Linked DNA regions of Mus musculus: regions 2 and 3 are each linked to region 1. A link is a loop called in an ENCODE intact Hi-C map of the cell type or tissue named here. Cell type or tissue: gastrocnemius. All regions are shown on one strand. Each heading gives the region's core, and the rest is flanking DNA. Links, peaks and the distances in the headings are about the cores only. Region 1 holds the start of Grasp (GRP1 (general receptor for phosphoinositides 1)-associated scaffold protein). Region 2 holds the start of Eif4b (eukaryotic translation initiation factor 4B). Region 3 holds the start of Atg101 (autophagy related 101).

Region 1 (10,149 bases), core at 632-8,631:
CTGTGACAGCTCATTCTACACAGATTTTTGGAATGCCCTTCCCAAACCCAACTGAAATTGGCCTCAAGGAGCTGTACAGAATAAAACCAGCCTCTTAGGTGGGGCGGCTGTGGGGTGTAGGGTAGGGTGGGAACTCTGGAAAGGAGTGAGCCTACCAGCACCCCCAGACTTCTACTGAGTCTGACCGTATACTCACTAACCGAAGGCCCCAATTTGGCCCCCCAGGCTGGAGCATCCTGGCTCTGATGCTTTGGAGAAAACAGAGCTCCAGCCCCGGGAGCAGTCACGAGGCTGGGCGCAGACCACACCACAGCTGCTCCTCCCAGCTGTGGTGCGGCCAGCCCACCAGATGTGAGGGCTGGGGGAGGGGAGCCTGGGGCCACCCCTTCCCGAACTGAAGGCAGCCTGCTGGACACAATGGTCTGGAACTGCTCCAGATCCTAGGCTGATGGGGGAGCCCAGAGTTTCCTTTGCCCACCCCTTCCCCTTCCTTTCCACCAGCCAGAGGCAGAATAAAGTGGCTGCGAAAGCCTCTTTGAGTCTGGCAGCCTCAGAAAGGCCCTGGAGACGAGGCCTCTAGCTTCTATCCTGAGTCACAGCCCCTGCCACCTAAGGCTGTGCAAGATACTTCTCTTCCTTGGGAGCCCCGTATGTTGTGGGGCAGGAGCAGTGGAAGTTCTCTGTCTGTCCCAGTGCTTTCTGGGTTCCTGGAAGGGTCTGCGAACTTTTACTGGCAAGAGCCAGATAGCGAATATTTTAGGTTTTGTGGGCCCTGTATGGCCTCTGTCATATATTATTCTTTGTTTTTATAACCCTTTAAGATATTGAAATAAGCTGGGCACGGTGGTGCATGCCTTTTTTTAAGCCCAGCACCTGGAAAGCAGAGGCAGGGGGATCTCTTGAATTCCAGGACAACCAGGGCTCTGTAGAGAGACCCTGTCTCAAAACGCAAAACAACAGCAACAACAACAGCAACAACAACAACAACAACAACAAATGTATGTGTGAGCATATATCATCAGATTCTTAGTTAAAGGGCCAAACAGACCAACCTGGCCAGGAGGTCACAGTTTGCAGAACCATGTCAGGGGAAGCCAGGGTCTTGGGCATGAGACATAGGCAAAAAGGGAACCTGAGCCCCAGGTCCTAGGATGAGCGCCTGTCCATTGTCCAGATCTCAGAGCCTTCCCAAACTGCAGCTATGGCATAGCACCAATGTAAGACTAAAAGCCTGATTCATAAAACCCATCAGACTCAAACATCTGGTCACAGAATGCCCATGGTCTGGGCCTGCGGGGCTGGGTGGGCTCAGGGAATAAGCCAAGGAGCACGAGTTAGGGGACTTCCATGGTATCTTCTCCTTCCCACCCCCACCTCTCACTAATCCAGCTCTTCCAGAAAGACACAACTGGCATTGATTGGGGGTGGTTAAGGAGCACCTAATGACTCAGAAGAGCCCCCCTTGTTCTGCCGCCCCTTCACACAGCCCACACCCCCACCTGCCCCTCAATCCCAGTGGGGAAGTCATGCTCAAGGATGGGAGATGCCTCCTAGGGGGCTGGGCTGAGATGCTCCATCCCCACCCCCACCACCTCACTTTTCTGGACAGCAGGGACTTTGGGTGGGGGTGACTCACCGTTGCTGTTCAGGACTCTGAGTGAAATTCTTCCAACGGAATCCTGAGCCCTGGGTGGTAAAACAGTCAGAAGACAATGAAAAGGCTATCCTGGGGCAGATGCTGAGAAGGTGCTATCTTGGGGCAGATGCTGACAAGGAGCTATCCTGGGGCAGATGCTGAGAAGGGGCTATCCTGGGGCAGATGCTGAGAAGGGGCTATCCTGGGGCAGATGCCGACAAGGGGCTATCCTGGGGCAGATGCCGACAAGGGGCTATCCTGGGGCAGATGCCGACAAGGGGCTATCCTGGGGCAGATGCCGACAAGGGGCTATCCTGGGGCAGATGCCGACAAGGGGCTATCCTGGGGCAGATGCCGACAAGGGGCTATCCTGGGGCAGATGCCGAGAAGGGGCTATCCTGGGGCAGATGCCAACAAGGGGCTATCCTGGGGCAGATGCCGACAAGGGGCTATCCTGGGGCAGATGCCGACAAGGGGCTATCCTGGGGCAGATGCCGACAAGGGGCTATCCTGGGGCAGATGCTGACAAGGAGCTATCCTGGGGCAGATGCTGAGGAACCCTTTCTGGAAGGACTCTCACCTGAGCCCAACTCTGACACAGCACCCCACTTCCTGCTGCCTGTCTTTTCCTTCCTAGCTACACCTCTGCTTTGGCGCTAATTTAACTATTTGCCAAATGTAGCTGCTGTTATCACTCCCAGAGTTCACACGGTCCCTGGGACCTCAGGGTCACATCTATTCTGGGTTCTAGATCAGTAAACTCCACCTCTGCTAACCAGCTTGGAGAAGCCTGTGACTCTAGAATAATCTCACCACTGGCATCATGTCTGATGGGTCCAGACCTTCCGGGCCCCAAAAGCTGAGGCAGGAGCTTCCCCGAGTTGAAGAAGGAAGCCATAGACTTAGGGTTCTTACTCTACAGATTCCCACCAGCTGAGTCTGTCCATTTAATGGTTCAAGCAGACCCAGTATTCAGGAGAGCAGAGAGCCAGGGGCCTGGCAATGACAGCCTGAATGTGACAGAGGTGCCAAATCTCCTAAGAACAGGTTGCTTGGGGGTAGGTGGGACAGTAGATTCCAGATGAAGCTGGCTGTATGCCCTCCAAACCTGAGTCTCTTGATATTGCCATGAATTTTTTTCTAGAACAAAATAATTATTGAATAAATAAAAACAAGTAAATCTCAGAATCAAACTTGTCTCACTATGCTTGAAAAACTGGGAGCTTTTTTTGTTTTTTTTTTTAGAATGTCCTGAACTCTTCCGGACCCCAGATAACCTAAAAACAACCTCTGTCCCTCCTAAGATTTTAGTTCTTGGAGGAAGTCTCATCTGGGACCAACCCTTTCCCCAAGTGCCAAACTGCCTGAGGCCTTCCTGGTCTGTGCTTTTGTTAACACTCTCTACCCCCATAAGCTACCCTAAAGCAAGGAAGAGAAGGGGACCCTCTTCCTCCAGAAGCAGACTAACCTCTGGGTGGGGACAGTATCCAAATAGGCCAAGAAGGAAGGACCGGTCAGTACAGAGAGACCCCTTTGTTTTTCAACCCGATTTTCATAAAATGCAAGTTCTCAACAAGCTGTTCATTGTGTGTAGGGGGAGCCAGGGACCATGAGAGAAGGAGGGGGCCGCATAGGGAAGGGCTACCCATTCTTTCTCTTTAACCTGGGTCTTGGCTCTCAGCATCTGAAGACTCAGGTTCTCTCAGGCCAGAGGAAGAGTTTCACTTAGAGGGAGACTTAGGGCAGAGGGCGGGTGCGGCCCGCATCCTTCCTGCCCTGTGACTCTCCCACAGCGTCCGGTCCTGGCTGAAGTTAGAAGAGCTACGCTTTCACATCCCGCATCTAAGATGCGGTACAAAGCACGAGGCCCTGAGCCCAAGAAGCCGAGTGTTCCTGCGGAGGGGGAGTTTTTGGGAATTCGCAGCACTACTTCTAAGGGGCCATTAATCTCTCTCCCGCCCAGGGCTCCAGGACCCTCAACTTGTTCGAGGCAAGTGGTGAGGTTCCTTCTCTATCCCTGCTCCAACTTGAGAAGGTGCTTGGGCGGCAGGGTCCTGAGAGTTTTTAGACTTCTGGACACCCGCAGGCGGAGCAGGAGGCGGCAGAAAGCCAGATGGAGCAAGCTGTAGAAAGGGGGTGCTGGGGCGGAGTTAAGGCAAGAGAGTGGGAGGAGATGGGGCATCCGCGTGTGGGGAATGGAGCGGAGAGCCACCCGAACTGGGGGCGTTGTGATGGCGGGGGCTACAGCCTTCTGAGACCCGAGTGGGCAGGTTTGCACCTTCTGGGCGGAGCAAGGCGGGTGGCCCAGGGTCGCAGGGCCGGGGAATGTGGCAGTCATCGGCGCTGCTGCGGGTGAGTGTATCCTGCGGAAGGAAGAAGGCAGGGTACCGAATCTGGGGATGCAGGTTAAGTAACGCACCTTTCGGCGAGGCAGGGTACCCCCGGACACGGCGAGCGCGCGGTACAGCTCGGCAGGGTGATAGTCCTCCAGTGCTGCGTACAGCTCCTCCCCGGGGGCTCCGGGCGGAGCGGCGGCAGCCGGAGGGCCGGAGGGTAGCGGGGCGGCGCGAGCGGCTTCGGAGTCGGGAGCCCGGCCAGCGGGGTCCGGCGCGGCAGTCGCCTCCTCCTTCTGCTGCAGCTTCCTGAGTCGGCGGAGGGTCATGGCTCCGGCGTCCGGCGCCCCTCAGAGGCCGCGCTCTCTCTGCTTGATGGTGTTAGGGACGGCTTTGGGACGCCAGCCCAGCGGGCCGCGTGTAGCCTTGCTTTATAGACTCCCGAGAGGCGTGGGGAGCGGCCTCCAGTGGCCTCGCCCCCCGACACGCAGGCACCGCCTCCAGGGGGGGACCGCTATGGGGAGCCCCGCCCACAGTGCGCAGCCATCAGCCAGGCTCTGGGACACTCTGGGGGACTTGGGCGCTCAGTGGGGGAAATCTAGCTGCCCACGGCAGCGGGAGGGACAGGACATTTGGGGAGAGCAGGGGTTTATATGCTACCTGGAAGCAGTCTGTGAACGTACATTGGATGAAGTTAGGGAATGAATGATGGCCTTAGTGGTTCGTGGAGATGGGGGCACAATAAGGAGTGGTGGTAAATAAACTGGGGGAAGCTTTGAGGTCAGGGTAGCAGTGGGTCAGACTGCAGGAAGCCCTAGACTGGAGAGGGGGAGGCCGGGGCTGCGCAGGGGAGGGTTGGGGTTTCTGAAGAAGGAACTGGGAGAGAGGTACACCTCTGAATTCACCCAGTGGAAGCTCCCGGGGAGTGAGGGGCTAAGGGGTCCATCTTCCCACCTGCATGGTAGAAGAGATAACTAAAGCAGCCTTCCTTTCCCAGGGCTAGGAGAAAGGGAAGCTGTGGAAACCTGCAAGCAGGTTTAAATCCGAGCCCTACTGGGGCCACCCCAAGGCTTGAAATCACCTCTCCACTCTGGATGCTGGAGTTAAGGCTCTCGTTCCTCACCTGGGGTTTGGAATATGCCCAGAGTAGGTGAGTAGATCCTCGGAGTTGGGGCATGACCGGCGCTGAGCCTTTCTCTAGTCCTGTCTTAGATACCATCCCTCAAGCTCTTTGTTACCATGGCTGCCAGGCTGTGGGAGAGGCGGGGATGACCCACAGCCCAAGTCTGTCGTCAGTGGCGCCCAAATAAGAAGCAAAAGAGGGAAGCAGTTGGTTGTCTAGCCACCACAGACGGAGCCTGGGGCTCCACATTCGGACATGAGACACCACGCGTGCTCTTTACATACATCATTACAAACCTTATGAAACAGGTACCATTATCATCCCTCCCAGAGGGGGAAACTGAAACCCAGACAGAAAGCACCTTGCTAGGAGGGTTGCTCAGTGACCAAGTTGACAGTCCAAACAAGGCAGCCCCATTCTGGAACTTCTGCCTTACTCTGTGATGCTGACTTCAATGCTTCATCGTGAGGTTGAGCCCGACTCTGTGCCAGGGGCTGGCTAGGCACTGGTGTGACAGAGGTGTTTGGTCTGGGAGCCGGTTGCATGCTGTACATGTGCTGTGTAAGACCCATACCATGGGGGAGCAGAGGCCAGAAGGCCATATCTCAGAGGCCAGAAAAGACTTTCTTCTACCCGTTCATCAGTCTGGCTGTCTCCTTGTGTCTTGCCTCCCCTCCTCCAGCCCCCTACTCTCACCCAGGCCCCTGTGCCCTCACTACACAAGAAGTATAAGTGGGAAGGGTGGCTTAGGGACTATGTTAGCTAAGATGTCTCCCTTAATGCTTCTCTCCCTGATTTAACCACCAAGTGGCCATCGGTTGAGGGGCCAAGGGAGAGTCAGTGGAGAAACATGGGACTCTTATTGAGAGCATTAACACAGATGGACCCCTGGACCGTCTGTTGCCTGACAGACGGCATCTGTAGTGGGGGAGGGGGTGGGGAGTTACGAAGGTAGAAGACAGAAAAGTTTGTATTGCGTTCATTCTAGTTCTTATCCACGAAAGGACCCTCCCCCCACACACCCCCAACGAGATCCTGTGCCACCTATGAAGGTGCCACCTGCCTACTCTGGAGGATTAGTGAATGCGTATCTAACAGCCCTGTTGACAGAAGTCCTTTGTGCTGATTAGAGGTAAACACCTCTTCCCCCACAACCCCAGTTTGTGCAGGTCCGATTGCCTCTTGCCTCCAGGTGAGAAGCCACCACAGGGAGCTGAAGTTCTCACCTAAGCAAGAAGGTGCTAGAAAACCCAGAGCAAGTGTGAGCCCAGAAAAGGCAATTTCTCTAAGTCCTTGGCATGATTTTCTCAAATCTTAGGATTTCAGAGCTGGAAGAGGCCTCATGTTCTGGAAAAGACGTGTGTGGTCCAAGCCCTCCTGCCTGAGACAGCAGTCAGAGAGGGAAAGACTGCCCCGGAATGGATTTAGGAACCCAGGACTCTTGACAAAGACTGCTAATTCAGCAGCTGGCAGCTGGGGAGCGGACTGCCTGATTCCTCTGCGGTTCCACAGTTTCTCCAGGGAGGATTGGAGAGTCCTGGGTGCCTCCCTGTGGGATGGTGGCACCCTCTGCTGGTCGTGAGCCTTGTGGTGGAACTATCTCCAGACTCAAAGCCGTCTGGTGCTCGGCGCCACCTGGAAACCTTGCCATATTTTGGGATCCCATACAGCATTTGTTCCTCCAGGAGGATCTGTAGTGAGCTGGTAACTGAGTTCACACTGAGGAAGTTGTGAGGAGGGAGATGCTGCCGGTTAAAAGTACTCCACAGCACGGCTCCAGAGCTCAGCCTTCTCTGCCCCACCTCCTCTTATGCCACGCCCCTTGCCTAGCATCTGTTCCCCTCCTCCAATTAGCCTTACCCAGGCCTCCTGCCTCTCCAGAATGTCCCTTACCTCCTCATGCCTCTTAGCAAATCCCCTGTGGATCTGCTCCTGAGAAATCTATACTTCGTCTGCAACTTATGTCGAAGCAGGTGTCTTGTTCCCAGGGAGTTCATGTTTCCCAGTTCTTTGGCTCCAGCTGCTCCATCCTAAGATGGGGTTTAAGGGTGGGGGGAGGGGAGACCTGGGTAGCATGGGATTAGTAGAGGCTGTCTAACGGACAAAGCCCCTTCTCACTTCTTTAAGGACAACCCCTTGCCAAGTCTCCCACCAATCCACAATTCCCTGTGACCCCACAGACCTGCTTAAGTTCTGGGGAACCCTCGGAAAGTTGGAGCACTAGAGCTGCGAAAGTTCAGACGCTGTAGAGTCCCAGTGAGTCAGTTACTTCAGGGCACAGAACTAGCAAGGATGAATAAATAGCTCTATGGATGCCGCCTCTGCTTCTGTGTGGGAGGGGGGAGGGGAGGGGATGGGGAGGGGAGTTAGCAGCAAGAGAGGGCCTGGGGCTCAGCTGGCTCTCTGGTACACCAGGAATGATGGGCTGGGCCTCAGCTGCATGACATCACTGCTTGCAGGAGGTATAGAACAGCCGGTGGGCAGCTGGCTGGGCAGGGAATGCTTGTTTTCTTAATGACTCCTATTGCCTAACAGCGTTCTCGCGGTACAGTGTTGTGTTGGTGCTGGGGCCCTGCTGCGGGAGAGTTCTAGCAGGTCTGATCCAGTACAGTTCAGAGATCTGACTCCCAGGAGGTCTGTAGGTAGGAGCCAGGTAGATAGGACAGTTTGTGTTGGATATGGGTGTCTCCTGGTCTAGTCCCATCCAGAGGCCAAGCATCTGCCTCTCGAATGGCCAGGTTGGAGTGACAGAAGGAAGGGACACTCAGTCTGGTTTTCCTCAGAGCAGCAACACGTCACTCATGAGACATGGAATACATATTTCCTCACCTCTCACTTTAGCAGGAGAAATGCAGAAGATGGAAGCTCTTAGGGCAGGAACTCCACAGACCTCTTCCCTGTTGGCAAATGAACACCTGCTCAGCGTCTAATCCCTGGCTTTTTGGGTGGTGGTGGTGGGCAGCATTGTGTATCAGGCTACCCAAACCCCAAAATGCTCATGCTAGAACAACCCCCCACCCCCGCCCCTGGCCATGGCTCTCTCTGCCACTGACTTCAGACAGAAGTCAGCATCCCCTTTCTGCATGGCTGTCTGATCGTGCCTGAACCTGTCTCCTGCCCCACTGGCTGTGTCTCTCCTCACAGTTCTAATGGTCTGCTACCACAGAAAGTGCCTCCCTACAGACAAGCAGGGCCACATCACGCCCCTGCTTACAATCAGCTGTAGTGTGGAAGCCGGTGTCCCACAGACTCAGCCCTCACTGTGATACTAAGTGGTGGAGGGTTTAGGAGGATTGGTGATTCATTCAGTCAGGAGGGCTCTGTCCTTGTGAATGGAACAAGCACTGTGCTGGGCAGTTTTGTGTCAACTTGACACAGACTGGACTTATCTGAAAAAAAGGGAGTGTCTGTTGAGAAAATGCCTCCAAGCCTGGTGGTGGTGGCAGTGTGTGACTTTAGTCCCTGCACTCAGGAGGCAGAGGCAGGTGGATCTCTGAGTTTAAGGCCGGCTCTACAGAGCATGTTCCAGGATAACCAGAGCTACACAGAGAAACCCTGTCTCAAAAAACAAGCAAGCAAGCAAACAATCAAACAATGCCCCCATAGGATCTGGCCATAGGGCGTTTTCTTAATTATTGAATGATGGGGGAGGGTCCAGCCCTTTGTGGGTGGTGCTATCCTTGGGCTGGTGATTCTGGGTTCTATAAGAGAGCAGGCTGAGCAAGCCAGGAGCAATCCATTAAGCAGCACCCTCCATGACCTCTGCATCAGCTCATGACTCCAGGTTCCTGCCCTGTTTGTGTCCCTGTCCTGACTTCCTTCGAAAATGACCAGCGCTGAGGAAGTGTAAGACAAGTTAACCCTTTCCTCCCCACCATGCTTTGGTCATGGTGTCTCATCACAGCCATAGAAACTCTAAGACAAGTACTCTTATAAAAGAGTCTCCCGGGAGCCTGTTTCCCTTCCTGCCAGAACGGGAAAAGCACCATCTTCCAGGACCAAGCTCTCTGTAAACACTGACGCTGTCGGCCTCTTGATCTTCAGCTTTTCAATCCCTAGAAATGTTAGCTAAAAGTTTGTGTTTATAAATTATCCATGAGAGTGGTGGTGCAAGCCTTTAATCTCAGCACTTGGGAAGCCAAGATAGGTGGATCTTTATGAGTTTGTAGAGGCTAGCCTTGGCTACATATTGAGACCCGATCTCAAAAAACAAAACAAACCAAACAAAAACAAACAAAAAATCTCCAACAAACAAAAAATCTCCAACAAACAAAAATCCAGGCTAAGAATATCTTCCCATCCTTACCATGAAGACTGTCTTAGGGTTTTAGTGCTGTGAACAGACACCATGACCAAGGCAAGTCTTATAAAGGACAACTTTAGTTGGGGCTGGCTTACAGGTTCAGAGGTTCAGTCCATTATCAAGGTAGGAGCATGGCAGCATCCAGGCAGGCATGGTATAGACAGAGCTGAGAGTTCTACAGCTTCATCTGAAGGCTGCTAGTGGAAGACTGACTTCCAGGCAGCTACGGTGAGGGGCTTAAAGATCGCACTCATAGTGACACACCTACTCCAACAAGGCCACACCTCCTAATAGTCCCACTCCCTGGGCCAAGCATATTCAAACCATCACAAGGCCTGAACCCAGGGACTCACATGTTTTAGGGATAGTGTTCTTACCATAGCTTGGACTTTTCTTGTTTGTTTTGTTTGAGATGGAGTCTCACTGTGTAGCCTTGGCTCACCTGAAACTCACTATGTAAGCCAGGCTGGTCTTGAACTCAGAGATCTGCCCATCTCTGCCCAGAAAAAGATGCTGAGATTAAAGGTGTGGCTACCTGGTCCAGATGGGTTGGCAACAGAAATGACCTAAAACACCTTTCAATGGCATTGCCCTATATGAAGAGAAAAGGTTTCTGTTGAATGGTTTCAGTGTTTTTAGTTAGTTCTCAATCTCTCTCTCTCTCTCTCTCTCTCTCTCTCTCTCTCTCTCTCTCTCTCTGTGTGTGTGTGTGTGTGTGTCTTTCCTGTTTTTATTTTTGTTTTGTTTTAAGACA
Region 2 (10,149 bases), core at 1,491-9,490, 850 kb before region 1:
CTAAGGTTAGACTACCGAGGTCTGGCCACTGGATTGAGCTACAGTTAACTTACTGTGTTTGAAAATACTTCATCAGAGGCTGGGTCCTAAAGCACTCGCTCTGTTCCAATTCACATGCAGACATGTGTAAGTTTTGTGCCCCACCCCCATGCATCTCCAGCGGACCACTAAACGCCCAAGCAGCCAAGAATGACTTTGAACTCTGATTTTCTTGCTTCCACCTCAGTATTGTGATCACAGGCATGCACCACCAAACCAGGCTGACAAGGTAGGTGCTGGAGATTGAACCCAGGGACTCTGTGCACTCTAGGCCACTGAGTTAACCAACAATAAGATCACTTGTGCAATACAAGGTAGACTATATAAGACTACATGTTGAGCAGGGTGTGGTGGCGCATGCCTTTAATCCCAGCACTCGGGAGGCAGAGGCAGGCGGATTTCTGAGTTTGAGGCCAGCCTGGTCTACAGAGTGAGTTCCAGGACAGCCAAGGCTTTACAGAGAAACCCTGTCTCGAAAAACAAAGCAAAGCAAAACAAAACAAAACAAAACAAGACTACACGTATGAGCATTTGCTGATTGATGTTTTTATTATGTGAGTCCTAAAACTGTCCTACAGTTTATATTTACTTGTATTTAGTTGGGCTGGTGAGATGGCTTAGTAGTTAAGAATACTGGCTGCTCTTCCAGGTCCCAAGTTAAAATCCCAGCAACCATGGCGACTCATGACAATCTATAAAGGGATCTGATGCCCTCTTTTGGCATGTACATGCAGACAAAGCACTCCTACATAAAAATATAAAAACATGAGAAAACTGGGAAGGAGGGGTAACATTTGAGATGTAAATAACCAATGAGAAAAGCATGAAATTCCCTGGAACTGGCATTACAGACAATTGTGAACCACCACCTGGGAGCAGGGAATTGAACCCTGATCCTCTGCAAGACTACCAAGCACTCTTAGCCACTGTCATCTCTCCAGCCACATTATATTAGTCTTTACCTTCCACCACCACAGCGTAATCTAGAATGACTCTACCCTTTGAAATGATTTGGCTTAAATCAACTTTGTAGATTAGGTTTTCTCAACTCTTAACCTTTTAACTCAAGTTTAGGGAAAAAAAATCATTAACATTACTTGCTATTTCAAAATAAGCTAAAGCATCAATAAAACATTTACAACAAAACATTAATACTTTAAAAAAATCCTTTTAAGTCATTATTTCTCCCTTTAACATCCTTACTGCTGGGCTGGAGAGATGGCTCAGTAGTTAAGAGCACTGACTGCTCTTCCAGAGGTCTTGAGTTCAATTCCCAGCAACTACATGGTGGCTCATAACCATCTGTAATGGGATCTGATGCCCTCTTCTGGTGTGTCTGAAGACAGTGACAGTGTACTTACATATAATAAATCTTTGGGCCGCAGTGAGCGGAGGTCCCAAGTTCAATTCCCAGCAACCACATGATGGATCACAACCACCTGTACAGCTACAGTGTATCATATACATAAAACCAACCTACCACCACCAACAAAAACATCCTTACTGCCCCTTCCTCCACCAAATCTGGTTGAGGCAAGTCTTCAAGATTAAAATCCCAAGCCAGGCGTGGTGGCACACGCCTTTAATCCCAGCACCCGGGAGGCAGAGGCAGGCGGATTTCTGAGTTCGAGGCCAGCCTGGTCTACAAAGTGAGTGCCAGGACAGCCAGGGCTACACAGAGAAACCCTGTCTTGAAAAAAACCAAAAAAAAAAAAAAAAAAGACTAAAATCCCCTAAAAGATCTCTCATTTAATGTGGCTGCACAGTAATCCAGTCACACATAAGCAGTTTCTAAAGGAGAATAAAGTAAGATAGTACCATTTGTCTTATTCCATCTTATTTCATCGACAAGTTATCAAAATCCTCTATGCCCTTTGATCCTTCAACATTAGGGCCTTCCACATTTAAAAAGATTTCAACTGTGGGGGGCTGGAAAGATAGGTCTGTGGTTCAGACTGTGTTTCCAGTACCCAGCTCAGAACAACATGTAACTACAGCCACAGGAAGTATCCATGTACCTGTATCCACGTGCACATGTTTAGATACACATACACAATTAAAAATAAAAGGAATAATTTTAAGGCCAGGTGTGGCTACATATACCTTTATTTCCAGCACTTAGGAGGTAGAAGCAGGAGGATCTCTGTTTAAGGCCAGCCTGGTCTACAAAGAGCCTATCTCAAAAAAAAAAAAAAAAGATCAACTCTTTTGTTTAGTTCTTCAAGAATATAGTCTTTGCTGGGGGCTGGTGAGATGGCTCAGTGGTTAAGAGTGCCGACTGCTCTTCCAAAGGTCCTGAGTTCAAATCCCAGCAACCACATGGTGGCTCACAACAAAACAAAAATCTGATGCCCTCTTCTGGAGTGTCTGAAGACAGCTACAGTGTGCTTACATATAATAAATAAATATTTTTAAAAAAATAGTCTTTGCCACACATTGATTTAACCAGTTCAATTCTTTCATCTCCCTTCTAACACCATTCCTGATCCTTAAAACAGTTAGTTCCCTTGTAAATTACATCTCAAAGCTATTTTGTTTTGTTATTTGAGACAGGGTTTCTGTGTAGCCCTGGCTGTCCTGGAACTCACTCTATAGATCAGGTTGACCTCAAACTCAGAAATTCGCCTCCCACTGCCTCCCAAGTGCTGGGATTAAAGATGCCACCACACGCAGCTCAAAGCTATTATTAAAGTAAACATACATACTGTTTCAATATGAAACACCATTTTCCTTCAATTGACAATACTTAGTATTTGACTTCTTGATCTAAGTATCCTTACAGAGCAACAAATACTCTGTACAAAAAGATAATTTGTATACATTTAACTAGTTCTTGAAACTGTTTCACTATGAAGATCAACACAAAAAAGAAACCATTTAATACATCTTCTCACTGAAAAAAACCAAAGAAACACCTCACAGCATGCCTGTCTTATCAATTAAAGTCCTAGGCACAGCTTATACACTAACTACAATTTTAAAGTAACCTGTATCAAACACGATTCCTTAGAGATAAACTGTTCATTAACAAATGAAAAAAACTGAGACAGCTCACTTAACAACTCATATAGCCACAATAAAAATGTAAAGGCCCTTTTTCTGAGCCAGGATCTCACTGTAGTCCAGGCTAGCCTGGAACTATGGCAATCTTCCAGCCTCAACCTTCTGAGTGCTAGGACAATACTCAAGGTAGCTTGCTCAGCTAAACCCTCATAGATTTAAGTCTTCTTTTAAAGAAGCAACTAAAGAATTGCCTACATAGGTTCAGGTTTCCTAGAAACTTAAAAGAATCCTCATTTGTCAGTCAGCTCTGAGACAAAGATACTAAGGTCATATGGAAACTAGTATTGTCTCAAATATTTTTTCACCTTACCAAATAGTGATTAAGTTGTATCTGGCATTTTTACAGAGAAAACCCAAGACCCATTTCCAACTCTGAACTGAATTGGAGAGGAGACCTTCCTAGGAGGGCAGATTATTAAAGAAAAAGGAAAGGAGACACCATCAGGGAAATCTTGTAAACCAGTGGATCACAGTCAACAGAATAAAACCAAATACACAACTTACCAGGGTGTCTTTTTCTCTTTTAACTTTTGACTATTTTTTGATTGCACACAGGTTAAAGGACAACCTGCAGGAGTCTGCTCCCACCTCTACTACAAGGATTCTTCAAACTCAAGTTGACAGCATTGGCACCAAGTGCCCCAAACCATCTCCCCAGTCCAGCTATGTCGTTCACCACTAAGAATCTCCCAAGAGGAAATTCATCTAGATTTCTCATTTAGTTAAGACACTAAACTTTAAGCCAAGGAGTATTTTTCACTGATTAAAATACGTTTTTGTAATTTGTAGACGATCCTTTTAGCCATCAATTCCAACTTCGTTCTTGTACTTACAATCTTAATGAGCCCAGCTAGGAACCTGGTGTTTCCAGGACTGTGACTCTGTCTGATCTGCTACCTGCAAACAACGTGACCCTCGACAAATCTTTGAGCAATTTTTCCTCAGCTGGAGAAACCACCAGTTCTTTACATGCTCTCACAGGCTTGTTCAATTAAGTGCTCTACTAACAAAAGCTGTTACCCAGGGTTGGGGATTTAGCTTGGAGTGCTTGCCTGGCACGGCCAAAAACTCTGTTCAATGTCCAGCAATGCAGGGGAGGAAAGGAAGTTCTCATGGCCGAAGGCAGTAGATTCAGTGAGAAAGTTTTCCAAAGACAGAACCCGATTTCCTTGTAATATTAGAAAAGATGGACTTCTGGTTAAGACACTGAATGTTGCCAGGCGTGTTGCTAAACACCTTTAATCCCAACAACCCCAAGGCAAGCCTGGTCAGATAGTCAAGAGCTAAATGAGAGACCTTGTCGCACAGTTTAGGCACAGCAATCCAAAAGGTATTTTTAACAGATTATGCTATAAAAAATAAACTAAAACGAAAACTAATGCTGGGTGTCTAAAAGCCCTCTGGTATTCACAGGTCCACTGCAAATGCCAAAAAAACCCAAAAAGCAAAAAACTTGGAAAACAAAACAAAACAAAAAAACAAAACCCGAAACGACCTCCACAAACCTCACTTGCAATGCAGGGAATATACATTCCACCAAACAAACAAACGCACGCAGAACCTCTAGCCACTATTTTAATAGCACCTTCTGGAAGTTTCCCAGTTATCTGGGAAAATGACAAAAGCTGAATCCTGACACTAAAACTACCCAAAAAATGGAAGTTCTATATAATGCAACGCCCCGATTTCCTTCCCCACCTCTGCCTGGCATATAGTGTGCACTCAATAAAAACTGTTGGTTGAATCAAGAGGTGGAAAGAAAAAGGCACAGGAGAAATCTAGGTGTCTATCCCTACAGCACCTAACACGTGGGAGCACCCTGGGTTCCCTACCCCCAACTATAGTGGGGCCAAACCTAATATGCGTTCGCTTGGGAGTACAGCGGCCGTGCCACGCTCCCAAACCGACTAAAGCTTAAAGTACAAGGTCATAAACGAGCAAAAGCCAGGTCCATCCAGGCTTCCCATCTGGAGTCCAGCAGCGCGTGTTTCTGAGGCGCGCCTTCTCCACCACCTCGCCTCGTCGCCCGTGCCGCGCACGCGCACCGCTGCTTTCATCGGCCCCTCCACAGCCTCGCGCTCGCGTTCTAACTGCACCCCCCCGCCCCCACGAGGGTCCGCAACGGCCTCGCGCCTTGGAGACCCGGCCCAATGTGTTCCGGTCCGCGCGCCAACCGCCTCCTTCCTCCACCCGCGCCTTGGCGCGGGCGCGGTGCTTCACGCCTTTGAGAGCCTCGCGCCTCCCGCACGTCTCTCTGTGCTGCCTCCTCCAATTGAAGGCAGGGTCCACCATTTCTGCCTACTCCAACCTCGCGCAACGGGGTGAAAAGGGTGTGAGGGGGAGGGGAAGGCCTTCCCCTCCCCCTAGACATCCCGAGGCGGTAACCTCAAGCGGCCATGCCGCTAGCCTGCCGCTGCCCCCAGGTCCGAAAGGAGCCGGTGCCTCCTGCCCCCGACCTCCAGCAAGGAGCGGACCAAGCCCGGAGGCTGTTTCCGAGCCTGGTCTTTGGCCACGCTCGGCCGCTCACTCACCTGAGGCCGCCATGTTGGGAGAGGGAGAGAGAACGCAAAGGACCCGGATGAGGCAGTCACGTGATTATAGCGGGCGCGACGGGCTTGGAGACGTGAAACCAGGAGGGGGCGGGGAGCCGAGGACGGAGGCAGAAGGCGGGGCGCCGCCGCCGCGCTGGGTTCGTAAAGCAGCGCGAGGGGGTGGCGCGGCGTCCGACGGGAAGACCTGCGCGACATGTGGCCGAAGGGGTGGAGTCTGAGCTGTCGCGAAACCCTTCGCTTTACGTCGGGCCCGGCGCGGCCGTCCGGTCCGATCTGCGCCCGGGGCGGAGTCTCCTGGCGCACAGACTTGTGGGTGCTGGATCGGCGCGAAGGGCGGGGTCGCACTTGCTGATTCTATGGAACAGAGTGGACTTGGAATCTAGAATGGGTGTGCCACAATTGATTTTTTCCGAAGGGAAGATTCTGAGTTTCTTTTTAAATCACTTTTTGTAAAGACAAAGAAAATATAATGTTCCGTAGAATGGTTTCAATTAAGAAGGTAACATTTGAACCATGGGCTTTTGCCTCATTTAACCCTCCAATGGACTGACAAGGGCCAGCACCGAGTGGCTAGCCACATTTCTTACAGCGAATGCTTCATTTTTTTTAAAAATATATATTTCAAAAAGTGAAACTATTGAACACCAGCCACGTGCCAGGCACTGTTTAACAGACATTTGTGGATATAAAAAGGGATTAAAACTACCTTGAATAAAATACTACAAATGATAAACATTACAGGTAAGTAGGCTAATAGAGTAAAAGGCAGTTGGGTACAACTCCAGATGGCCTGCCCCTCTACAAGAACAGGGAACATTCTTAGCCACTGAGCCACAATTCCAGCTCCTAAAATTTTTTTATGACCCTAAAACATACAAACCATAAAACAAACAAAAAACAAACAAATAAAAACAGGGGTTGGAGAGATGGCTCAGCGGTTAAGAGCACTGACTACTCTTCCAGAATTCCTAGCACCCACATGGCAGCTCACAACTCTAACTCCAGTTCCAAAGGATCTGACACCCTCATATAGACATACATGCAGCAAAACAGCAATGCACATAAAATAAAAATAAATATACTTTAAAAAATGATTTGCAGAAACAGGCATGGTGGCACATACCCTTAATTAATTTATTTACTTATATTTAATTTGGTGTTTTGAAACAGGGTCTCTCTACATAGCACTGGCTGTCCTGGAACTCATTATGTAGACCAGGCAAGACTTTAAATTCAGAGAGCCACCTATCTCTGCCTCCTGAATGCTGGGATTAACAGTATTCATTACCATGCCCAGCTGGCACACATCTCTAATTCCTACAGTTGGAAGGCAGACAAAGGCAAATCTCTATGTATAGAGAGTTTGAGGCTAATTTGGTCTACATATCCAGTTCCAAGTCAGCCAAGGCTACATACACACAGACCCTGTCTCAAAACAAAACTAAACAAAACAAAATAACCCCTAAACCAGCCAACCAAACAAAAACAAAACAAGAAGACAGAAATACTTTTCTTAGCTCAGTATGGAGCACCACATACAAAAGTGGTAATCACCGTGCTTGGTAGATTGAGATAGAAAGATCAGTGGAAGGCAAGCTTTGACTACAGAACAAGTGAAGATCAGACTGGGCTACAAAGAGACAACGAGATCATTTGTCAAGGTTTGATAGCCGTACCTACCCAGTCCCTCTCCTTTAATTTGCTATTGCTTTTCCCCAATGGTTTTCAGCCTGACCACTGTATTAACTTCCTAGCTGGGTTTCTTGCCTGAAGGCTTTGTCTACTGCAATGCATGCAGAATATGGCTGCCACACGTCTTCCTGGAGGAGAGATCTGAACAGTTGCTGAGAAACATGGCCACACTGACATGGACAAAATAAGACTTTTTTTTTTTTTTTTGAGAGACAGGGTCTCTCTGTTTCATACCTTTGGCTGTCCTGGACCTCACTCTGTAGACCAGGCTGGCTTTAAATTCCCAGAGATCCACTTGCCTCTGCCTCCTGGGTGTTAGAATGAAAGCTAAATAAGCTTTTATAAGGCCGTGTGCAACCCACTGCCAAATCACTAATCCAAACCTCTCTCTTTCTCTCTTTCTCACTTTCTCTCTCTCTCTCTCTCTCTCTCTCTCTCTCTCTCTCTCTCTCTCTCTCTTTCTTTCTTTCTTTTGCTTTCTCGCTGTCATTTTGTTGCTTTTGAGAAAAGGTCTCACTATTTAGCCCTGTCTAGCATGGAACTTGCTATGTATATCAGGCTGACTCATAGAGATCCAGATCCTCCTGCCTCCTAAGTGTTGGGATTAAAGGTGTACAACTCTACATCTAGCCCTTTCTTTAGTGCATGCTTGGTGCCCTCAAAGGTCAGAAAAGGGCACCCGATCCCCAGGAACCAGACTTACAGACTGTCTTAAGCTGCCATGTGGAAGCTGGGAACTAAAGTTGGGTCTTTGGCAAAAGCAATGAGTACTTGTCTTAGTTTGGATTGCTGTGAAGAGACACCATGACCAAGGCAGCTCTTACAAAGGCAAACATTTAATTAGGGTTGGCCTGCAGTTCTAAGGTATAGTCCATTATAGTGGAAGTATGGCAGTGTCCAAGCAGACATGGAGCTGGAGGAGCCAAGAGTTCTACATCTTGATCAGAAGGCAGCCAGGAGAAGACTGGAAGAGACTATCTTCCACACTAGATAGAGCCCGAGCATTGGAGACCTCAAAACCCACTTACATGATGACACACTTCCTCCAAAAAGGCCACACCTCCTAATGGTGCCGCTCCCTATGGCTAAGCATTAAAACACATGAATCTGTGGCTGTAAAATATATTTAAACCACCATAGCACTTACAAATTCTGAACCATCTCTCCAGCCCCCTCCCTTGACTTTTTTTTTTTTTGAGATAGTGTCTACATAACTCTGGCTGTCCTGGAACTCACTCTGTAGATCAGACTAGCCTTGAGCTCACAGAGATCCCCCTGCTTCTGTCTCTGAGTTCCGGGATTAAAGGCGTGTGCCACGGAGCCTCGCTTTCCTTGACTTGTGTCCCTGTCATATATGCTGTTTATTCCTAACTTTCGAGTCCTGTTTTGGTCTCTTGCTCTTCTCTCTGTCTGGAATTCTTCCTCTGTTGGGGGTTGGTCTGGTGCCATGTATACAAATGTGAAATTCTGAACCTCAAGATCTGGTTGTGGTCCAGCATATACTTCTTAGAGTATATGCTCACACACGCAGCCTTTGTTGTATAAACCTTGCTCCCCAATTTAAAGTTGACCGGTTGATAAAAGGCTGGAGCCTGTGATAGGGCAATAGAGCTCGAGGAAGGCGGGACTTGAGGATCTGAGTTGGGTGTGTGTGTGTCTCAGGAGAGACCAGGGTGAAGAGCAAGGAAGAAAAGGACTGAGAGAGGAGGAGGCCGCCTTGAAGCCAGATGAATCATGAGCATATGGCCAGGAGAAATGCACCCTGAAGACGGGCTGGTGGAGCAGAAACAGCCCCAATGAGACTCAAACAGCAAGCAACAAGGGTTTGGATCTAGGTGAGACTATAGCACAGAACCTGCCCAATCTAGGCTTACAGCTTTAAATAAAATACCAGGTCTCTGTGTCTTTTATACAGGTTGGCTAGATTCATATACATTACTGTCAATGATGAAGCTTGTCCTTCAAGGTCCCTTTAAATGTCACCTTTTGGGAGCTGGAGAGATGGCTCAGTGCCTATGAATACTGGCTGTTCTTCCAGAGAACCTAGATTCAATCCCAACAACCCACATATGTTCAGAACTTTAACTCCACCCCCACCCCCACCCCCCAGGATCTGATTTGCCCTCTGGCCTCTATCTATTGTGCTGCATCTTCATGGTGCAAAAACATGCATGCATGCATGCATGCAAAACCCCTATATACATAAAGTTTTCTTTAATGGCAAATGCCTCTATTCCTAGCAAGGTCAGGTTGGTTTACAGAATGAGTTCCAGGATAGAGCTACTCAGAGAAACCATATCTTAGAGAAAGAGAGAGGGTGGGGGGAGGGAAAATTAAGGAGCTGTTTGAAAAGGGAAAGAAGCCCTTCATCTTGGATCAAGTGGCCTCTTGCTGACTGAGTCAAGAACCTCCACACAGCTAATAAAGCTGAAGCTGCTTACAGATGGGCTGCATGTTTTCTCAGAGACACCCAGACAACAATGTTAAAAACATCAAACTATACTCATCTAGGGCCAGGATGCTTGTAATGTGTTACTGTATCAACACTCGCCTCTGGACCCTAAATCTAAACAGCGCATCTCATAAAACTGTCTTCATGGGGTGGGAGATGGAGTTTCGTTGATAGAGGGTCCGCTTAGCATGCCTGAGACCCTGGGCTTGATCCTCATCTCTGCATAGAAGGGCACGGCGACAGAAAAATCCCAGCACTTGGGAGGCAGAAGTAGAGTACTCCGGTGTTTAGTGTGATCCTCAGCTGCAGAGGAAGTTTGAGGCCAGCCTCAGAATTCCCCGTGGGTGGGGG
Region 3 (10,149 bases), core at 1-8,000, 59 kb before region 1:
GGCCTCCTCCACCTGCCGCCCCTCCACCGACACCTCCAGCACTTCTGATCGACAGTTCATCCTGCAGGCAGCTGGAGCCGGAGCAAAGGCAAGACACAGGATACTTCACCCCACCTAGGGGCCAACCTGTGAGAACCAAGTCAGATCATCTAGAAGGTCCTGTCCACTTCCTGCTCAACTGGGCTCTGCCCCTGCCTCTACCAGCCCCCCTGTGTTTTGGCAGCACATTTTAAGAGAAACCCACAGACCCTTGGGATCAGCAAGGGGCCGAGCTTCAAGGTCTTTGGTCCAAGTATCAAGTGAGGTGAGAGTCAAGACCCAGTGTGCCGCAACAGGCAGCAGGAAGCTGCAGATGCAGGAAGGGTCCCACAACGGCAGACCCTGAGGCAGGAGCACAGTGAGAGCAGTCTGAGTCGGTTCCCTCCAACCTTAGTGGCCTGGTTAAAGCAAGTGGACTCTGTCCCAAGGGCAACAAAGTTACAGAACCCTTGTGCCAACATCAACATCAGATCTCTGCATCAGAAAGCCAGCTCTTGTTGACTCCTTCGAGGTCACAAACCACTTTGGACAAACCAATGAAAGCTACAAAGGCTGGCTTTAAAACCTATAATACACGCACATCAGGGCCATTTAATGCAGAAAGGCAGCAAGATGAGCAGAGTGCAACTAGCAATGGGGCAGTGAGGTGTGCAGTGTGGGAGCGCTCATGCAGATGTCCAACAGGGGGCAGTGAGGGATGCAGTGCGGGATGCTTCTGCTCACGTCCAGCAGTCCTGAGTCGATACCTAACAGTGCTTCTGCTTCTTATTCATTTGTAAGAGGAAAAGTCTGAGCTGGTTGTAGTGGCACACACCTTTAATTCCAGCACTCAGGAGACAGAGGCAGGTGGATCTCAGGGAGTTCAAGAATAGCCTAGACTACATAGTGAGCTCCAGGACAAAATAGAGACACTTGTATTTAAAAGCATGACCCCCTCACACATACAAAGAGACAGACAGACAAGATCTGTTTCCTAGACTGACCTCTTTCCCAGTCCCTCCTAGACAGGTGGGACTACAGGGCGAGCTTGGCTCTGCTACTCATTCCTGTAGGGAGTTTCAATCTTTTGTTTTGTTTTAGAGTCAAGGTTTCTTTGTGTAGCCCTGGCTGCCCTAGACCTCCCTCCAAAGACCAGGCTGGCCTTCAACTCAGAGATCCTCTTACCTCTGCCTTCCAGGTGCTGGGATTAAAGATGTGTACCAACACCGCCTGCAATCTCAGGTATTTTACAACAGGAACAGAAGAACTAAGACTCTTTCAGACCTTATAAAAACCACTCAGCCTTTGTAAACCTGTTCGCTACCTATAAATTGGGACTTCAGCAAAGATTTAGGATATTTTAATGTCAAACAGTCTACTAGTTAAAAACAATGACTCAAACTTCAGGCATCCAGGACCAGAATGCATAGCTCTGCCCTACAGCTGTACAAGCTGAGGGTAGTAGTTCAGTGGTAAGGCGTTTGTCTTGCACGAGTGAGGGGTCCAATCTCCAGGACCCATAAAAAAGGGAGCTAGTAATAACCTTCAAATAAAAGTCTCAAAGACTGAAAAGTTGGATGTGTATACCCCTTAAAACTGCCTGTCAGGTAGCAAGCACAAAGCGTTAGGTGCTAAATTTGTTATTATACTGTCACTACTGGGTAACCATGCAAAGAGCCACTGAGGTGGCGGGGTGAGGAAGGAACTTGGGTAACAAACCGAGCCCACAGGGAGTGCAAGCAGTTACTTTTCCTAGATGTGTGTTCTACCTGCCCCTTTCCTGGTGACTTCTCATCACCTCCAACACACGCCATCTCATCTTTAGACAGTTCAACTATTTCTTCTACCAAAGGAATCCTCCTTGCCTTGTGTTTCAATCTGCCTTATTAGTGTTTTTAAGATGGGGGGGGATTGTTTTTTATTTCTGAGACACCCCTTCATCTAATCCAGGCTGTCCTCCAACTCCTTGACTGAGGCAGCAAATGTTCTGCCTCAGCTTCCCAAAAGCTGGGCTTTGTCTCCATTCTGGGTGCAAAGTATGTGGATTGCTCTGCCATCAGCCTGGCTCCCTCTCTCATACCTGTCCCCACCGGGTGTTTTCTGCCTCTCACTATTCCTACAGCAGAGACACTATTTGTCGCTATAAACTGGCTCCTATTATCCCCTCAGTATAGCCTGGCCAGAATACCAGGTTCTTCCAAGAGTTCCTTTCTCGTGGACCAAGGATGCGACGGCTCCCTTACTCGTTATTATTTATCCTCTTGTTTAATTCCATTCTGCATTTTCCCACCTAGAAATTCCCAGCTCTGGTCCTGCCTTTCCAACTGTTTCTCCCTCTAACCAGCAACTTCCCTTGGTTTCAGCATTACTCCAGGACCCACCCCTTCCTTCCAGCCTCAGCCAATTTTTACACAGAGACAACATTTGCATTTCCCTCTGGTCCCCCTAACCAACAGGCAGAAGTCTATCCGACCCAGGACACGCCCATGCCTCACCTTGCTGGTAGAAATCCGAGCAGGAGCCACTCAGCCTCGGGTCCCCTTCTTCCCTAACGCGAACACGCAGTATTCGGGGACAGACCAAAAGCAAAAACAGGCTATTTGGACCCGCACCGAGAATTCTGACCGGACCGGACGTCAGGATCGCTGCCCGCGACCTCGCGCCGTCTCGGGACAGCAGTGCAGACGACGAGGACCGAGTCCAGACCCTACAGACGCCGGTCCAGGCCTCCGCTTCCTCTGCCTGAGCGGCGCGCGGGCCGGAAGTTTTGCCCGTTCGGAGGGTGGAACCGGAAGGAACCATCCGCGCCCACGGCGGGTGCTGGCCAGGCTCGGCTCGACCCAGCCGGACGCCGCTGCAGCCACGACATCAGGAAGCTCGCACGAGCTATATACTCTCTCATAATGCCACGTAACTTTAGTACTTGGGTGTTTTTTCTTGTTTGTCCTTCGGGCCCTAGGCTCGTTAAGAGGAACCCCCCCTCCTTTGGACGAGTCCATTCACTCCCACCACCGAGAACGTTGTTTGGGCTGGGACAACTCACTTCCGCCATCGAGACGAGAGGGACAGAGGGGACGGATGGACTCTGCGCTGCCCCTGGTGGCCAGGCGGAGTCGGCGGCGGAGAGCCCTCCCCTGCGACCCATTGTGGGGGCCCCCATTCGGAGCTGACAACCTTAAGACAAGAGAGATCCCGAGATCAAGGCCATAACATCTGAGAGGCGCCTGGGGATGAGCGCACGCCGGTGTGCTGTAGGATACTGAGCGGATGGTGAATCTGTGTTGGCCCAAAGTGCACAACAGTCCGGGTTCACTGAACTCAGACCCACAGGAAGATTTTGAAAAGGGAGCTTAGTCTCCCTGAGTTACCTTCATACAGAAGCACTACCTGATGTTGTGTCATGACCGAGCAGGTGGCAGTCTTGTCTTTAACGATTGCGCGGTTGCTCCTCTAACGTTACTTATCCTTTCCGAATCCCCATATAAACAGGGAGCTACTGTGAGGAATCACAAGCGATACTTTTGTGATCTATAAGGCGCCCTATAAATATAAATGAAGTGTTCCTGCTGAATAATCTCTCGGAGCGTTTTTAGTTGTCTATTTGTTGATAAGCCCAGAGCGCACAGGTTTGGTCAGTTGCTTTTAGCGCCTAAAGAGCGCGCACATCCCTAACTTTCAACAGGGGGCACTCCTGAGTTGTTTAACGTGAGCATTAACATGCGTGATTTCCAAACACATTTCATCTCCAACGCAGTGATTGTCTTGTATCTAGCAATCCTACAAGGTGGATGGAAATTTGACAATAAAAGAGGCTATGTCACTTACTTAGATCACTAAGTAGAAGAACCTCCAGTTCAAACCGGTTCCTTTTACCAATACAGGGGCTCACCTGTCTGGCTTCTCCTGCACAACCGGCCGTACACACTACCATTCTTTAACACATCTCACCCACAAGAAGGAATGTGTCAGATGTACCCCACTTACTGTGTGGAAGAGAACCTCCTTGATTCATGGTATGTTTGCCAACTTCCAACTGTGTCAATTTCAAGCTACGGGACACTGCTGAATTCGGAGTCTAAAGTGGATAAAGAATTATACTACTAGTTGATCTAAAGGAATACAATGGGCTCCTGAGGATTAAAACCAAAGGAGTGGGGTGTCAAACCCAGGACATTGTGCATGCTAGGTGGATTCTCTCCCACTAAGCTACAACTCTAGCCCAAGCTCAAGCTGTCTCAAGCTCTTTGCTGGCACTAACCTAAGGACACCATTCAGCCTTGATAGCCACCATGCAAGTACTTCAAAGGCCGGGCAGTGGTGACTTACCCACAACTGTGCTTTTCACGTGAGATAAAATATTACTCAACAGCCCCAGTTACAGATAATGAAACTGTGACTCAGTGGTGTGCAGTACTTTACTGTCGGTTAACTGTATGTGACACCCCCCACTTGCCTGGAACACCCCCAGACACTTGTCCGACTAAAGGTGTTTCTGGGGAGAGCAACACTGAAAGTGGCAAACTCAGTAAAGGGGATGGTCCTCCCAGAGTGGTGGCCACCGTCCACTCACATACTCCTCTGCCTGAACACAAAGGCTCAGTGCCCTGTGAGGAGTGTGCTTTACTGCTTCAGGGCGGGGGTATTCGTCCTTTCTCCAGGCTCTGGACTGAAGCACTCAGACTCAACCTAAACCTTCAGATCTCCTGGCTCTCGCATTGCTGACATCAGCTCTTGGGCTGTCTCTATAATGACATAAACTATCCCACGTAATAAACTTGTAATAAATATGTCATCCCATGTGTGCGTCTGTGTCCGTGTATCCCACTGGTTCTGTGTCCCTGTAATGACACCTGCCAGGGCCACATAGCTGTTCTTGACTCACTCTTCCGATGTTTTTACTCACCTTATTGTTACTTTGTTGTTGTTGTTGTTGCTGCTGCTGCTATTGTTGTTGTTACTGTTATTGTTGCTAGTGTGCTGGTGATTTTGAGAGAGCCTCTTTCCAGGGCTGGCTTGTGATTCTTGATTCCCCCCGCCCCCCAATCTCCACCTCTGAGAGCTGGAGAACGAGCCTGTAGCCTGTCTTCCTTCACAGCTCTCTTCTCCCTATTCCTCAATCCATCCTCCCCGTGCACCCTCTGCTGCCTGCCACTGAGGCTGAGTCCTTTCATGTCTCTGGCTTCCCATGCTGGCCAAGCCTCACCTCCTCAGACCTTCCTGACTCTTTCCAGGACGCCTCAAATTTTGGGTCCCATCCTTCTCTGATTATTACAGCCTTAGCCAAAATAAATAAATAAATAAATAGGTGTGTGTGGCATGAGTTCTCTGATCCTACGCCCTGACCCATAATGATCAAGATACAGTTGTTTAGTCAGGACATTATCTGACTGTAATTTCCACTGCTAAAAGCCATCCTGAGATACAGAGTGAGTTCAAGGCCAGCCTGAGCAATGAGAGAAATGTGTGTAAAAATTAATAGTCTAGGCCAGGCGGTGGTGGCGCACGCCTTTAATCCCAGCACTTGAGAGGCAGAGGCAGGTGGATTTCTGAGTTCGAGGCCAGCCTGGTCTACAAAGTGAGTTCCAGGACAGCCAGGGCTATACAGAGAAACCCTGTCTCGAAAAAAAAATTAATAGTCTAAAGAGAGCTGGAGAAATGGCTCAGTGGTTAAGAGCACTGGCTGCTCTTTCAGAGGACCTGGGTTCAATTCTCAGCATCCACATGGCAGCTCACAACTCCAGGTCCAGGGGATGCAATGGCTTCTTACAGCCTCTAAGGGCACTAGGTACCAGGCATTCACATGCTGTACATACACACTTGAAGGCAAAAAAAAAAAAAAAAAAAAAAGTTATATGCAGAAAATAAAAAGAAAGAAATCTTTAAAAGCATAATAAAAGCCGGGCGTGGTGGTGCACGCCTTTAATCCCAGCACTTGGGAGGCAGAGGCAGGCGGATTTCTGAGTTCGAGGCCAGCCTGATCTACAAAGTGAGTTCCAGGACAGCCAGGGCTACACAGAGAAACCCTGTCTCGAAAAAATAAATAAATAAATAAATAAATGGCAGACTCTGAATTGGTCAGTCTAAATTCTTAAAAAAAAAAAAAAAAAAAAAAAAGCATAATAAAATGAATTCTGGGAATATAGCTCAACATCCAACCTGAGCCCCATGAAAATACCATACAGAGCAGATTCACCAGTCTAGCTGTCTAGCTGTCTGGGAGTGCCGAGGCTTACAACAGAGATGAGCCGGGAGACACACCTGGGCAAGAAGCATCAAGAAATGGTCTGAAGGCTTAAGAGATGCCTCTGTGGTTAAAAACACTTGTTCTTGGACAGGACCCAGGAGATAATTCTCAGCACCCACATGGCAGATCCCAACTGTCCACTGGCACTCTCTTTGAACCATCAGGTGGTCCAAGACATGCATACAAGCCAAATACTCGTGCATGCAAAATAGAATAAATGAGCCTTTTAAAATGGGAAGAAAATAAGTGGTTTGGGAAAAATTGCATCAGGAGTGAGGAGGGCAGTTGCTGCTGTCATCCTTGGAAGACACCAGTGTTCTGAAAAGAAAAGGGACACACTCAGAGTCAAGAGGAAACCAGGCCTGGTAGTTCAGTCCTCTATTCCAGCCTTGGGAGCCCTAAGATGAAAAATTCAAGGCCAGCCTGGGCTACAGAATAAGTAAGAGGCCAGCTTGAATCACATGGCAAGAAAGACCCCATCTCAAAACAAAACAAGAAATTCACCATCCTTAAGAGAAGTAGCCAGTCACATTCTCAGAAAGGTGGGACGTGATGTGAGAAGAAAAGCCAGCCCTCTGCGAAGAACACAGGACAGCAACTTGAGCAGCTGGGCAATGGGGGATGGGGTGTGGAGGGTGGGGGGCTGCTAGGAAGCCATGGAGCTACTGAGTTTTCTGGAGAAGGGGACAAAGAGGCTGGCAGAGTGGGCTTGCTGACGATTAAGAGTGGAGTTCTGAGGCAGGATAATCGAGGACAGAAGCGAGAGTCCTGTGTCCCAGCAGCCAGGCAGCCAGGCTGCTGACTAGGGTGCTATCAGTCGTGCATGCTACAAAGGTCTGGGGAGAGACCTTGAAGACCAACCCAAGTCCTTGGAAGCAGGCAGCTGGCGTTGCCTGATGAATGTGGCCTCGGATGGCCCCACTTCATCCTGGGGTGTACCCAGGGGGAGTGTTGAGCCCTGAAGCTGGGCCCCTGAAGGCCACTCCGGCTGCTGCAGAGCTGACCCCAGTGGCGTCACAGGGCGTGACTCAAGCCCCAGCAACAACTCCGAGTGGGACTGACGTCAGCCTGGGGGCTCCTGACGGAGGCCAGCCTTGCAGGATAGCCAGAACCCTGTCTGCTGACCCTCTAGCTAGGCCACGGGGTGCAAAGGAGACCAGCTGTCCCCTTCTGACATCTGTCCCCTGGGATCCAAGGCAAGGATTCCTCCACCTCCCACCCTTTCTAAGATGTCACGTCCCACCTCTGCCCTCTGTGGCAGACAAAGTGACTGAGCGGAGGAGAGAGTGGAAAGTCATGTGGGAGAGAGTAGCAGAGATGGTAGCAAACTTGCCAGCTTCATCAGGCTGTGTGTTTGTGTCTTCTGTCTGACCTCAGGACTTTAGAGGGAATCAGCTCTCCTTGAGTTTCAAGAGCTGTGTGTCCATTCACTGTAAAGGCCTATATGTCTGGCCAAGTGGAGTGTGAGTGGGGCTTTATTTCTGTGCATCTGTCCCTCGGTGAGAGCGTCTCCTTCCTCCCTGCAAATGTTGTGAATTTGTTTCTTTGAGAGCATGTGTCTATCTATCTATCACTCCTGGGGAAGAAGTCTAGTGACCATCTTTGAGAAAAACCCTAGGATTCAGGCCAGGGTCTATATCTCTCCTTGGGGACTGGTTCTCTGGACCAGGTTTCATGCTAAACAAGGACAATCTATCTTTATGGTATTCCAGCTCCCTGGGAAAAGATCCAGGTTTCCTACTTGGTTACCCCCAAGACTGGCCTCCTGGGGGGCCTCAGGCTGGATGAGCAGGGCCAGCCAGCACCAGGCCTGCCTGGCTTGCAGCTGGGCACCGCTCCCTGCTAACACAGCATGTACCAACGAGGACAGGCCCCCCCAACACCCTCCCCTAACTGGCTCAGCTGCCACCCCCAACCCCCACAGCCACAGAGAGCCTGATTTATAGTCATGGGTGGAGGAAGACATTGCCAGTGTCTGGGTCAGACCTTGAAGAGACCTCAAGTGGCTCCCCCCAGCCTGCCAGGTTCAGGGCCCAGCAAGACAAGAAAGGAGCCGGAGTGGTGAGGAAGATGAGCAGACAAGAGTGTAGGGGAGGCAGGCCCGTGTAAGAGGCCAAGGCCAAAGGTGATGGGGGTGTGCCTGGAATGCAGGGCCAGGCTGGAATCCAGCTGGGGAGCCTGGAATGGGCTCCTGCTCTCAGAAGCGACAGCAAAGAGGCCTTTTTTATTCTCACCTGATTCTGAAGTTTCAAATCCTGATAGCCATCAAGGCCTTCACCAGGTAGCCCCCCAAACTTGGGGCTAGCGAAAGGCATAGGAAGCATCCTGAGAGCCTGCACTTAGCACAGAGCTAGAGACAGAGCCTGGGGGTGAACACGGGTTCCTCTGAAGGGAAGAGAGTTGCTAGCTGAGCTATGGGGCCATAAGACCAAGCCTGGGCATAAGTGGAAATGAAGCAGGCAGGAGGCTTGCCTGCCGTCCTCACACTCTGAGAAAGCCCATTGGTCCTGGCCTCTCTAAAGTCAGTGGTGTGTTGGAGAGGGACTGGGGTCACTCACACGTTGAAGCTAAAGCCCTCTAGGACCCCTAGCTCAGCTCTCATGGGAGGCCATCGAGAACCACCCTCATCCAGGACAAAACCTTGATGTGCATCCTACGGCCGCTCACTGCCCAGGACCACAACACGGCCTCACAGGCCCTCACATGCGTCCATCCGCAGGATCGGGACCACTACCGGGGAACAGCATATGTAGGATAAGAGCAGATTTGTAGTCAGCTCAACTCAGCAACAGCACAGACAAGTCCCTCGTCTCCTCAAGGCATGACCTCCACCACCTCCCTCCAATGGAGACTGGGTGGGCAGGACCAGATGTGAGGCACCCTCACCCACCCAGATCTAAAGGGAAAATGAGCTGCTGCTGTTGTGCCCACCTCAGAGCCCACCCTCCCCAAGGCACAGTCACCTCAGGGCTGGGGAGGGGGACAGGGCCTCTGGGCACTGAGCCCAGCGTGGGTGGGGGGCAACTGGGAGGCAGGTTTCCTGGGTCTCCCATGAGGACAAACAGTAGGCTTTGAGGCCTTGGAAAATCCCGCCCGGGATTCCAGGCCCTGCCAGCGTCACTGCCTTTTGACTATTGTCCCCATCGGAAACGGGCCCAGCCCCCGACCAACAGGGACAGAGCCGCCATTGTGAGGCCCCAATAGGCTCAATGCCCCCTTGTTCGCCCTCTCAGCCCCTAGCAAGACTTGGAGGCCAGTTCTTCCAGTTGCTGGTGGAAAAGAAAGGGCTTGCCTGCAGGCTCCAGCCTTCGGGTGGGGCAGGGCAGGAGTCGAAGATCAGCCCCCACCCTGTGCCTCAAGTGCAAAAGAGTCCAGGAAAGGAATTGCTGTCATTGAAGAGTCTTTTATTTGCAAAGAATGGGCAGGACAGCCCAATGGTCCAGAGACTGCACACACCCAGCACAGCGGCTTAATTAATAAAGCCCTGGGGAAGTCACTTCTCTCCTCTGAAGGGGATTAACTTCTCATGAAAATAGAGTGACTCATGTTTATCTAGGTACAGGCCTACAAGCCCAGCACTCGGGAGGATGGGACAGAAAGAACTGTTGTGAGTTCAAGGGCAGCCTTGCCACACTGCAAATCTGTCTCTAAACCAACAGAAAAGCAGGTGATGGTGCCGAGTGCCTTCTGTGAAAAGGATCCAGTGGGTGAAGGACCAAATATACAGCAGCTGTCAACATGCTAGCTTAGAGTCTGGTAAGGGCTGAGGTTTCCCCTTCTCTCTCTCTCTCTCTCTCTCTCTCTCTCTCTCTCTCACACACACACACACACACACACACACACACACACACAACTTGGAGGTATGAATTCTTTTGCCTGTCCCGAGG

Evidence for each region. Hi-C counts contacts between places; a loop is a spot of excess contacts. Peaks named below come from ENCODE experiments on the same cell type or tissue, not always from the same donor. Only the 100,000 strongest peaks of a DNase experiment are listed, where the experiment ranks them.
Region 2: it touches region 1 in a loop (3-fold over the local background); 5 of 42 quality-filtered maps call a loop at or near these places.
Region 3: a loop joins it to region 1, with 2.6 times the contacts of the local background. A loop is called at or near these places in 15 of 42 quality-filtered maps.

What each region holds. Positions count from the first base shown.
Region 1 is chr15:101,218,451-101,228,599 of GRCm38, reverse strand. Grasp (GRP1 (general receptor for phosphoinositides 1)-associated scaffold protein) reads right to left here and starts at 4,393. Exons shown (of 8, transcript NM_019518.3): 1 at 4,056-4,393; 2 at 1,637-1,686. The coding sequence starts at 4,298. It overlaps A330009N23Rik (RIKEN cDNA A330009N23 gene), which reads left to right and starts at 3,414. Exons shown (of 3, transcript NR_045328.1): 1 at 3,414-3,626; 2 at 4,967-5,119; 3 at 6,411-7,409. It overlaps AU021063 (expressed sequence AU021063), which reads right to left and starts at 7,353. Exons shown (of 3, transcript NR_045996.1): 1 at 7,275-7,353; 2 at 6,986-7,122; 3 at 6,445-6,811. In gastrocnemius, for the core only: a CTCF peak has its summit at 4,327; DNase peaks (open chromatin) are centred at 3,871, 4,400, 6,656 and 6,897; H3K4me3 peaks cover 4,693 bases; H3K27ac peaks cover 4,911 bases.
Region 2 is chr15:102,069,448-102,079,596 of GRCm38, reverse strand. It overlaps Eif4b (eukaryotic translation initiation factor 4B), which reads right to left and starts at 5,824. Exons shown (of 15, transcript NM_145625.3): 1 at 5,634-5,824. The coding sequence starts at 5,646. In gastrocnemius, for the core only: no CTCF peak of the experiment used is centred there; DNase peaks (open chromatin) are centred at 5,224, 5,814 and 6,246; H3K4me3 peaks cover 2,865 bases; H3K27ac peaks cover 2,476 bases.
Region 3 is chr15:101,276,910-101,287,058 of GRCm38, reverse strand. It overlaps Atg101 (autophagy related 101), which reads right to left and starts at 2,758. Exons shown (of 3, transcript NM_026566.2): 1 at 2,514-2,758; 2 at 1-126. The coding sequence starts at 60. In gastrocnemius, for the core only: CTCF peaks have their summits at 724 (motif pointing right), 3,127 and 3,695; DNase peaks (open chromatin) are centred at 2,808, 3,088 and 3,690; H3K4me3 peaks cover 3,477 bases; H3K27ac peaks cover 6,341 bases.